Regions from separate parts of the Homo sapiens genome. Here region 2 is linked to region 1. Evidence: chromatin loops called from intact Hi-C (ENCODE). Cell type or tissue: PC-3. All regions are shown on one strand. Links, peaks and the distances in the headings refer to the core of each region. The heading gives the core; the rest is flanking DNA.

The links. Hi-C counts contacts between places; a loop is a spot of excess contacts. Peaks named below come from ENCODE experiments on the same cell type or tissue, not always from the same donor. Only the 100,000 strongest peaks of a DNase experiment are listed, where the experiment ranks them.
Region 2: a loop joins it to region 1, with 11 times the contacts of the local background. A loop is called at or near these places in 1 of 110 quality-filtered maps.

The regions. Positions count from the first base shown.
Region 1 is chr1:64,533,804-64,539,301 of GRCh38, forward strand. The region is part of intron 1 of CACHD1 (cache domain containing 1); the gene reads left to right. Among named protein-coding and RNA genes, the nearest start is that of MIR4794, 43 kb to the right of the region's middle. In PC-3, for the core only: no CTCF peak of the experiment used is centred there; no DNase peak of the experiment used is centred there; H3K4me3 peaks cover 935 bases; H3K27ac peaks cover 680 bases.
Region 2 is chr1:64,384,566-64,390,063 of GRCh38, forward strand. No RefSeq gene overlaps it. Among named protein-coding and RNA genes, the nearest start is that of CACHD1, 83 kb to the right of the region's middle. In PC-3, for the core only: no CTCF peak of the experiment used is centred there; no DNase peak of the experiment used is centred there.

The DNA.
Region 1 (5,498 bases), core at 105-5,104:
GTGCAGTGGCATGATCTCGGCTCACTGCAAGCTCCGCCTCCTGGGTTCACGCCATTCTTCTGCCTCAGCCTCCTGAGTAGCTGGGACTACAGGCACCAGCCACCACATCCGGCTAATTTTTTTGTATTTTTACTAGAGATGGGGTTTCACAGTGTTAGCCAGGATGGTCTCAACCTCCTGACCTCGTTATCCACCTGCCTTGGCCTCCAAAAGTGCTGAGATTACAGTCGTGAGCCCAGCATTTTTTTTTTTTTTTTTGAGACAGAGTCTCACTCTGTTACCCAGGCTGGAGTGTAGTGGCATGTTCTTGGCTCACTGCAACCCCTGCCTCCTGGGTTGCAGAAATTCTTCTGCCTCAGCCTCTGGAGTAGCTGGGATTACAGGTGTGCACCATCATGCCCAGCTAATTTTTGTACTTTTAGTAGAAACAGAGTTTCACCATGTTGGCCAGGCTGGTCTTGAACTCCTGACCTCAGGTGATCCACCCACCTCGGCCTCCCAAAGTGCTGGGATTACAGGTGTGAGCCACCGCGCCCGGCCATCTTTTTCTTTCTGTTGTGTTATTTTATCTCTGACTGTGTGTAAAATCTCATTAGGAGAGAAGATCAAAAGTATAGATTTGGGGCTCTTGATAAATATGAAGGGCAGGTAAACAAACAAAAAGCCTTCCTGTTATATCCCCAACTCTGCACATCAGGCCTTAATAATATTCCCTGTTGAATGCTGAGCCTGAGGCTCTTGATGACTTTGCATAATATTTGGATGGAATGTCCCTTCCTCACACTTGCCACTACGTATCCTGCAGTATCTGCTTGCACTTGCCTCTTCTCCCTTGCACTCTGAGCAATTCAAGGGCAGGACTGTCTTAGTGCTGCATCTTCCAGAGCCTAGCTTGGGGCTGGCCCATAGCCTGTGCTCAGTAACAGGAAACAGAGTTGGGCCATGACTGGCAAGTGAGCATTTCTAGGACATTCACCTAAGGAAGGCTGAAGCTAGGACAATGGAAGCTGATCACCTTCTTCAGCTCCTGGAAGGACCAAGAGATCTAGATCCCAGATTCCAGCCCCCTGGCCTTGCCCTTGGGAAGCCTAGAGTTGTGGGATTGCAGTTTCACTCTGCTGCATATTGGATGTGAGACTTTGGTGGAAGTTGCTTTGTCATGCATTCTGCCAAGCCTTAGTTTCCTCATTTGTAGAACAGGGATACCAGTAGATACTTTTCAGGTTGGTTAAGGCAGAGACATTACAAATCAAAGTGCCCGTTCCTTCTTCTCTTTCTCCTGTCCTCTCAGGAAGCCCACTAAAGCTTATTTCATCTCTAATTCTGAACTTGGTGGACACAAGTAGAAAGTGGTTAATATCTAAAGATTGGGAATATGTCCCTTTTGCCCCCTCTAAGTGGTTTAGCAGTAGTAGATATTGCTTTTCTTTCTTCCCTCTCCCTCCGTCTTTCTCCACCTCTTTGTTAAGAAATTTCTTTTAGCCAGAGCTTACTTTTAAGTATACTTGATGGGAATTTGGAGGGTTTTTTTTTTTTTTTGAGATAGAGTTTTGCTCTTGTTGCCCGGGCTGGAGTGCAATGGCATGATCTTGGCTCACTGCAACCTCTGCCTCCTGGGTTCAAGTGATTCTCCTGCCTCAGCTTCCCAAGTAGCTGAGATTACATGCATGTGCCACCACACCTGGTTAATTTTGTATTTTTAGTAGAGGCAGAGTTTCACCATGTTGGCCAGGGTGGTCTCGTACTCCTGACCTCAGGTGATCCACCCACCTCAGCCTCCCAAAGTGTTGGGATTACAGGCATGAGCCACCACAGCCAGCTCTGGGAATTTGGATTTGTACAGAAATTCAATATAGGGAGACCATTACTGACATTTCAAGAAATTGACAGTAGAAATGTCTCCATTTGAAACGTCCCCTAGTAAAGGACTTTTAAAGCAATGTTTAGTAGGCCACCTCCCTCAGGGCCACCTCCATGAGTCTTACACATGCTGACCTCCCCTGGCTTCCTCTGGGCCTCTGGACTCATCTGTGGTGGTGGGGGGCCTAGGAATCTGCCTTTTATAACAAGCAATCCAAGATGTGTTTTGTACCCTTAAGTTTGATAACCACCACCTTTGCGTCAGAAATCCAATTTATGCAACTGTTATTGAGCCCCTACATTGTGCTCCCCATCGTATTCCTCACGTAGGTAATAACTAATTAAGTCCTCAAAGCTGTGACCATAAGGTTGATGTTATTGAGATGGTTTACATTCCATAAAGTCTCCTATATAAAGTGTACAATTCAGTGGTTTTTAGTAAGTTTCTAGTTATGCAATGATCACATGATCTAATTTTAGAACATTTTTCATCATTCCATAAAGAAATGTTGTATTCCTCCCTTAGTAGTCCCTCCCCAAACATAGATTTATTATACCCATTTTTGGAGATAGGAAAATGGAGTCTCCAGGCATTTAAACAATATGCCTTCAACTCTAGAGTAAATGTGGAGCCAGCAGCCAGAGTCCAACTTCCTTGCTTCCAGAACCCATGCTCTTTCCACTACACAATGCTTCCCATCCAGGAACTCAAGCCAAATTAAATATTTACTTGGTGGGGAGAATAATTTGATGTTCTGGTTTTGTCCTTGTTCAGTAGTTTGGGATAATAAATTTTCCCTTTCCGTTCCAACTGGCATTGAGGGGTAAATAAATATCGTTTAGTTTCTAGTTCGGTGTGCAGTACAGCCAGATTTTGAAAATTACATGACGAATTAGCATGGTAAAAAATTTAATAGTGGGAGGCTGAGAGTTAGGAGAAGTATTCGGTCCTGCCTCTGGTTGGTCACTTATCACGTACCTCCTGCACGCTTGATTTCCTCTTCTGTCAAATGAGTAGTTGTACCAAATCTTTTATTTAGTCATTAAACATTTACTGAACATGTATGGGTGATTAACACTGGATGTTGGATGTTCGGAGAAAACCACAACAGTTTTAATACCAGCTACATTTAATTGGGCAAAAACAGTATACCAGATGCTGTCTTAGCTGGTCATGCCATTTAATTTGAAGAGCAAACCTAATAGGTGGCTATGATAAATCTATTCTGTCTCTGTGGGGTTGGAGGCATGTTGCTGAAATTCCCGTGAGGAAACAGGCTCAGACGGTTTGGATAATTTGTTCTGGGTTACACACATCTGACATACCTGAAGTCTGGAAAATCCAAAGCCCAGACCTTTGTCCCCACACTAGACTGCCTCTCTAGGTGAGCAGGAGTCCTGTTGCCCTCTGTGAGGGTCACCGTATTTGCAGCATGATGTGAAAGTAAATATTCAGTGACAGCACCAAAAGGGCTTTAATCTTTTTTGACTCTGCTTGCTTAGGTCTGGGAAGGTGTCTCAGACCAGCCCTCCTATTCTCTTTAAAGGTTAGCCGATGATTGCGTTTTCCCCTCACCCAGTACTTATGCTGCCCTGCCCAGAAAAAAAAAAAATTGTTTGTTGAGCGGTGCTAGATTGGGAGGGACCAGCACCTCTGCAACATATTTCTTAACTTCAGTTTACTCCTTTGGCCTCCTTGGCGTGTGCGTCCAAAACCTTGGGCTAAAGTAAACTGGAGATTTGGCTTGTTCTCAGACAGGTGTTCCCATCAGGTCTTATAAACAAGGGGGAAAAAATCACTTTCTCAAGGACCCAACTTGAACTTGAAGAGGCCAGTTTGTTGAGACTGGGAGCGGAGCTTATAAAGGCACCGGGAGCTACCAGTGTCATAGCTGGATCTTTAATACCACAGCCATTTCCTGAAAATGTATAGCTTTGCAAAAGTCTTGTCACTTCCGAAGGCTTCAGAAATGCTGATTTGGAGGAGTTCCTATCATTAGGAATGGGACCCAGGTAGTCCCAAATGACATTATTTCTATGAATACATGTTCTTTTTGAAGGATTTTTAAAAAGTTACTATTTATTGAGCTCTTACTATATGCAAGAAATAAGTGCTATACTTTCATTGAGCCTCACAAAAACCAGTGAAGTAGCTATTATCACCTACATTTTATGAATAAGCAAATGGAGGCAAATCCAACCTCTCCAAGGCCACCCTGCTGGTAAGTGGCAAAGATTTTTTTTTTAACTCCCCATTTTATGTTTCCTTTATTTTTAACCCTAAAAACTTAAGAAAATTTCTACCCAGCATTTATTTATTAAGATTATATTGTGCATCTGAGTCCAGAAATCCATCATTCAGTCAAGATGTTAGTTAATAATTATTGTTGAGAGTCATGGCATGTGGTGCTGCAGCCTTTACAGGCAAGGGTTGTTACCATGGCATTCGATATGCGTGACAGGCACCCTGGCTGTGACAGCCTGAAAAACGATATAGTCAGGAGGACCTGGGAGTCATTTATGTAATCATATTAGCATCACATTTATTCCATAAAGGCTCACTACTTTGACTCATGGCTTCAATTTCCACATTTAAACTCATCATTTTCAAGATTGATTCTATTTAAATTTTCATCTTAAAAAATTCAGCGCATCAGTATTTGGGTACTCCCCCCTGCAGCAGTTTCAGAGATATATTTATAATTATTTTTAAACAATTTAAGTCAGCAAATATAATTTTCTTGAGACATCATATGACAGAAAGACTCTTAGCATTAGTAGCTTTTCAAAAGTCTAGCAATTGGCATGTCAGTAAAATTCTAGCACAATGGTAGAGTAGAAATTTTAGGTTCACAGTATTTTATAGAATCTAACCCAATTTCCTGTTTTTTATGTGAGGGAAACTAAGCCTAGGGAGGAGGCTAAATGACTTCACCAGACTGTAGAGCTAGTTCGCACAGAGCTGCAATTTGATATTATTAGTTATTTAGGTTTTGTGATGTTTTGACTTATACTTTCTGTACTTGATGATTGTACTGAAAAAGTATTTATTTGAATAAAGGAATATACCAGAATCGTATTTATGAAAATTCTCTCTTTGGACGTGATATAAATGAACACTTCTTCAGAAAAACATCCAAAACAGCCTCACAGTTAGTAGCATATTTCGAAGTATTGAAAACTTATCTTCATCTCAGAATGCAACATTGCAACTGTGTTTTAAACCCCAACAGTTGTTTTCCATTAAGTTATTTTAAAATTATTTTTTGAACAAGTATTTCTCAGTCTCATTCTCCAACACTACTTCATGCAAGTGCTATAGGGATTGCAAGACTGAATAAAACTGCCCCTCACAGGACTTTATAATCTTTTGGGGGAGGTAAGACACATGGGAAACTCAACGTCAGAGCCTCTCAAGCATCATACTAGAAGATGATGCTGTTCATTTGGTTCTTAGAGTTGTCACAGACCCTTGGGATGCTAATGGATTTCTAAATGGACTGCATTTTTTTCTTTGCGAAAAGGCTTAGGAACAGTTTAGGAAAGTGGGTGCCTGGCCCTGAGCATGTGGAATATAAACATTCTTAAAGCACCTATTTTATCATGTCACTCCCCAGTTAAAAATCCTTTTAACGGCT
Region 2 (5,498 bases), core at 275-5,274, 150 kb before region 1:
AGGACAGGCTGACTCTCTTGTTAGAGGCTAATGCAGCTGGTGACTTTAAATTGAAATCAGTGCTCATTTGCCATTCTGAAAATCCTAGAGCCCTTCAGAATTATGCTAAATCTACTCTGCCTGTGCTCTAGAAATGGAACAGCAAAGCCTGGATGATAGCACATCTGTTTATGGTATGGTTTAATGAATATTTTAAGCCCACTGTTGAGACCTACAGTTAAAAAGAAAAAAGATTTATTTCAAAATATTACTGACCATTGGCAATGCACCTGGTCAGCCAAGAGTTCTGATGGAGATATGCAAGAAGATTAATGCTGTTTTTGTGTTTTTGGAGACAGTCTCACTCTGTCACCCAGGCAGGAGTGTAGTGGTACAATCTCGGCTCACTGCAACCTCCACCTCCCAGGTTCAAGCAATCGTCTTGCCTCAGCCCCCCAAGTAGCTGGGATTACATGTGCATGCTACCACACCTGACTAATTTGTGTGTTTTTAGTAGAGACAGGGTTTCGCCATGTTGGACAGGCTAGTCTCAAACTCCTGACATCAGGTGATCCACCTGCCTCAGCTTTCCAAAGTGCTGGGATTACGGGCGTGAGTCACCGTGCCTGACCTAATGTTTTTATGCCCACTAACACAACGTCCATTCTGCAGCCTATAGACCAAGAAGTACGTTTTACTTGCAAGTCTTATTATTTAAGAAATTCACTTCATAAGGTTGTAGCTGTCATAGTGATTCCGCTGATGGACAAAGTAAATTAAAACCAAAGCATTCGCCATTCCTTTTTTTTTTTTCCCAAAGCAAAGCAGCAAAAGTTTATTACACACAGTATTACACTCTCAAAGGGGAGAGTGAACTGTGAACTCACCTCTGCAAAATGAGATCAGCCCAGTCTGGTGTAGCTTGTGTCTTTTTATACGTTTTTTTTTTTCTCTTCTCTTCCCTAGCTGTCTAATCTCTAGCCAGTTCTGTCTTTTGATTGATAGGTGGGTTGCTTCATTACTTTGGCCCTTGTGCACTTATGTATTGCCTCTATCCCATAATTTTAAGTACATGCATGATATGTAGTCCATATGCATGACCCTTGAATAGCTAATTACCATATGGGGTCATTTTAAGAATACTTTTTCTCTCTAATGTGCATGCCCATCTCTGGGAAGCTACCCCTGACAGGTTTGGAACGGATCTAGCCAGCCATGGGGGCTCCTTACTCACTTCTTTTTTTTTAAAATCTTCAGCTTTTATTTTAAGTTCAGGGGTAATGAGCAGGATGCGCAGATTTGTTACATAGGTAAACATTTGCCACATTTGTTTGCTGCACAGATCATTCCATCACCTAGGTATTAAGCCCAGCATCCACTAGCTATTCTTCCTGATGCTCTCCCTCCCCACCCGCAAAGGGCCCCAGTGTGTGTTGTACCTCCCATGGGTTCTCATCATTCAGCTCCCATTTATAAGTGAGAACATGCAGTGTTTGGTTTTCTTTCTTTCTTTTTTTTTTTTTTTTTTTTTTTTTTAAGATGGAGTCTTGCTCTGTTGCCCAGGCTGGAGTGCAGTGGCACAATCTCGACTCACTGCAAGCTCCACCTCCTAGGTTCATGCCATTCTCCTGCCTCAGCCTCCCGAGTAGCTGGGACTACAGGCGCCTGCCACCATGCCCGGCTAATTTTTTGTATTTTTAGTAGAGATGGGGTTTCACCATGTTAGCCAGGATGGTCTCGATCTCCTGACCTCGAGATCCGCCCACCTCTACCTCCTAAAGTGCTGGGATTACAGGCGTGAGCCACTGCAGCCGGCCCAATGTTTGGTTTTCTGTTCCTATGTTAGTTTGCTAAGGATAATGACCTCCACCTCCATCCATGCCCCTGCAAAGAGCATGATCTTGTTCCTTTTTATGGCTGCATAGTATTTCGTGGCGATTGACCATTCTTGATGCCGTTAAGAACATTTAGGATTCATGGGAGGAGGTCAAAATGTGAACATTAACAGGAGTTTGAAAGAAGCTGATTCCAGCCCTCACGGATGACTTTGAGAGGCTCAAGACTTCCATGGAGGAAGTAATTGTAGATGTGGTGAACATAGCAAAAGAAATGTGGAGCTTGAAGATGGGGCTAAACTGTTGTAATCTCATGATAAAACTTGCTCACACCTGTAATCCCAGCACTTTGGGAGGCTGAGGCAGGTGGATCACCTGAGGTCAGGAGTGCGAGATCCAGCCTGGCCAACATGGTGAAACCCCGTCTCTACTAAAAATACAAAAACACAAAAATTAGCCGGGCATGGTGGCAGATGCCTGTAATCCCAGCTACTCAGGAGGCTGAGGCAGGAGAATTGCTTGAACCCGGGAGGCAAGGTTACAGTGAGCCGAGATCGTGCCACTGCACTCCAGCCTGGGTGACAGAGTGAGACTCCATCTAAGAAAAAAAAAGCTTGAACAGATGAGGAGTTGCTCCCTATGGATGTGCAAAGCAAGTGGTCTCTTGAGATGGAATCTACTCCTGGTGAAGATGCTATAAACATTGGTGCAATGACAACAAGGGATTTAGAATATTACGTAAACTTAGTTGATAAAGCAGCATTAGGGTTTAAGAGGACTGACTCCAATTTTGGAAGAAGTCGCACTGAGGGTAAAACGCTATCAAACAGCATCACATGCTACAGAGAAATCTTTCACGAAAGGGAAAGTCATTTGATCTGGCAAACTGAATTGCTGTATTATTTTAATAAATTGTCACAGCTATCCCATCCTTCAGCCGCCACCACCCTGATCATTCAGCAGCCATCAACATCAAGGCAAGACCCTCCACCAGAAAAAGATTGCAACTCACTGAAGGCTCAGATGGTCATTAGCATTTTTTAGCAATAAAGTATTTTAAAATTAAGGGATATATATTGTTTTTTAGACATAATGCTATTTCACAGTTAATATACTACAGTATTATGTAAACATAACTTTTATATGCACTGGGAAACCAAAAATTCTTGTGACTCACTTTATTACAATATGCACTTTCCTGCAGTGTTCTGAAACTGAACTGGAAGTATCTCCAAGGTATGCCTGTAACAGCCCTGCTGTTAAAGTTTTCAAAATTCTGGCCACCTTGTCTGGCAGTCAGTAAGGTTGTCACTGCACACAAAAACAATACAGTTTGCTTGATGCTGTTGTCATTGCTACTGCAGTTCAAGGGTCCAGGAGTAAGTGGGCCAAAATCTCAGCTATTGTCTCTTTTTGGTTCCCATTTTCCAAGGCTGTCTGGCTACAACCTCCAGACCAAAGCCCTGTGACCAGGCAAATGGCCAGAAGCTGCTGGGATAGGCCAATTATGTTTTTATGAGGGCACCGTGCTGCATGAATTTAAGAGCTGGACTTGAAGAAGGGAGTAGGAGCGAGAGGGTCTGGAGCAGGAAGAAGTCTTTGAGATGATGAGGGCAGGGTCAATAGAGAACATCAAATTGCAGCAGGTCACCAGGGTGGTGGTGTGACAGGAAGAGTGAGATAATCAAGTCTTCTCTGACACCACTGAATGTTAGGGATGGATGTCTGTCTGGTGACAGCCTGCCCTGAACTGTTCTGAATCCTTCTCTGTTAGCCATTTTCTAGGTTTCTGACCTCCAAAAGATTTGCAAAACTAGACTGTAATCAATTCCATTGTCTTCTCCAGAAATGTAACCAATATATCACTTTGCTGTAATATGATATTAATGTTACTATCCCAGACCATACTGTATTTTTCTTGGGCATCCTTATCTGCATAAACATTCTGAGCTGCCTTTTTATCTGACCCAGATGGTCTATAATAATTTCCTATTAGTCTTAGTTTCCTTTTATCTTTTATTTCCATCCAAACATATTTTGTCCCACTGCCAACTTATTTATTATGTGACATTCTTTCTCCCTTCAGACACAATATCCGCCTTGACCCATGTTGGCATAATTCCCCCTAGCCTGTTGTGTCTATCTCTTGCATAAACTTTCCATATCCAAATTATTCCAAGTCTGTTTCTTGTTTTAGCCCCTCCTTAGTAATCCTTGTTACATAATGTGTCTATTATATCTCTTGGTTTTGTTTTCTTTTAGTTCACTTCTTACCATGCATGTGAAAGTCATTTGTAAGGGGAGCTGTTTAGCATTTACTTTTATTTTTTCTTTGGTTTCTTTTGGGTTCTGGCTCCATCCCTGGAGTTCTTTTAATCTCCGACCCTCCTCTCTCTCCCAAGCCCTCTTCATTTCCCCATAACATGTTAGTTTATACCTTCTTCTCAGATGTACGCAATTTTTACCATTATGGCTTTGTGTATTGCTGTGTGGTTTTGCAGAAAAAGCTGGCTGTCCTTCAGTAACTTTCCAGCTCCCACCATTCATCTGTTTAGCAGGAGCTCCATTCAAAACCAGTTTTTTTTGTTTTTTGTTTGTTTGTTTGTTTTTGTTTGTTTTTATTATACTTTAAGTTCTAGGGTACATGTGCACAATGTGCAGGTTTGTTACATATGTATACATGTGCCATGCCGGTGTGCTGCATCCATTAACTTGTCATTTACGTTAGGTGTACCTCCTAATGCTATCCCTCCCCGCTCCCCACACCCCACAACAGGCCCTGGTGTGTGATGTTCCCCTTCCTGTGTCCAAGTGTTCTCATTGTTCAATTCCCACCCGTGAGTGAGAACATGTGGTGTTTGGTTTTTTGTCCTTGCAATAGTTTGCTGAGAATGATGGTTTCCAGCTTCATCCACGTCCCTACAAAAGACATAAGCTCATCATTTTTTATGGCTGCATAGTATTCCATGGTGTATATGTGCCACATTTTCTTAATCCAGTCTATCATTGTTGGACATTTGGGTTGGTTCCAAATCTTTGCTATTGTGAGTAGTGCCGCAATAAACATATGTGTGCCTGTGTCTTTGCAGCAGCATGATTTATATTCCTTTGGGTATATACCCAGTAATGGGATGGCTGGGTCAAATGGTATTTCTAGTTCTAGATCCCTGAAGAATTGCCACACTGTCTTCCACAATGGTTGAACTAGTTTACAGTCCCACCAACAGTGTAAAAGCCTTCCTATTTCTCCACATCCTCTCCAGCACCTGTTGTTTCCTGACTTTTTAATGATTGCCATTCTAACTGGTGTGAGATGATATCTCATTGTGGTCAAAACCAGTTTTATTCCAATCATTATCATGAGCCTAGAGCCTGAAGGAAGTCTGATAGAGACTTTTAAAAGTGCAACAATCTTGTTTTATGTTTTCATGAGACTTCAACAGTCTACAAAAAGTCCAGATCAATTGGTTGAAATGAATATTATTTTAATCAACTGCCTATTTAGTCTATAAGGAGTCAAATAGTTTGAACTGTATTCTCATTAAATTCTCTTTTTTTTTTTTTTTTTTTTGAGACAGAGTCTCTCTCTGTCGCCCAGGCTGGAGTGCAGTGGCGCGATCTCGGCTCACTGCAAGTTCCATCTCCTGGGTTCACGCCATTCTCCTGTCTCTGCCTCCCAAGTAG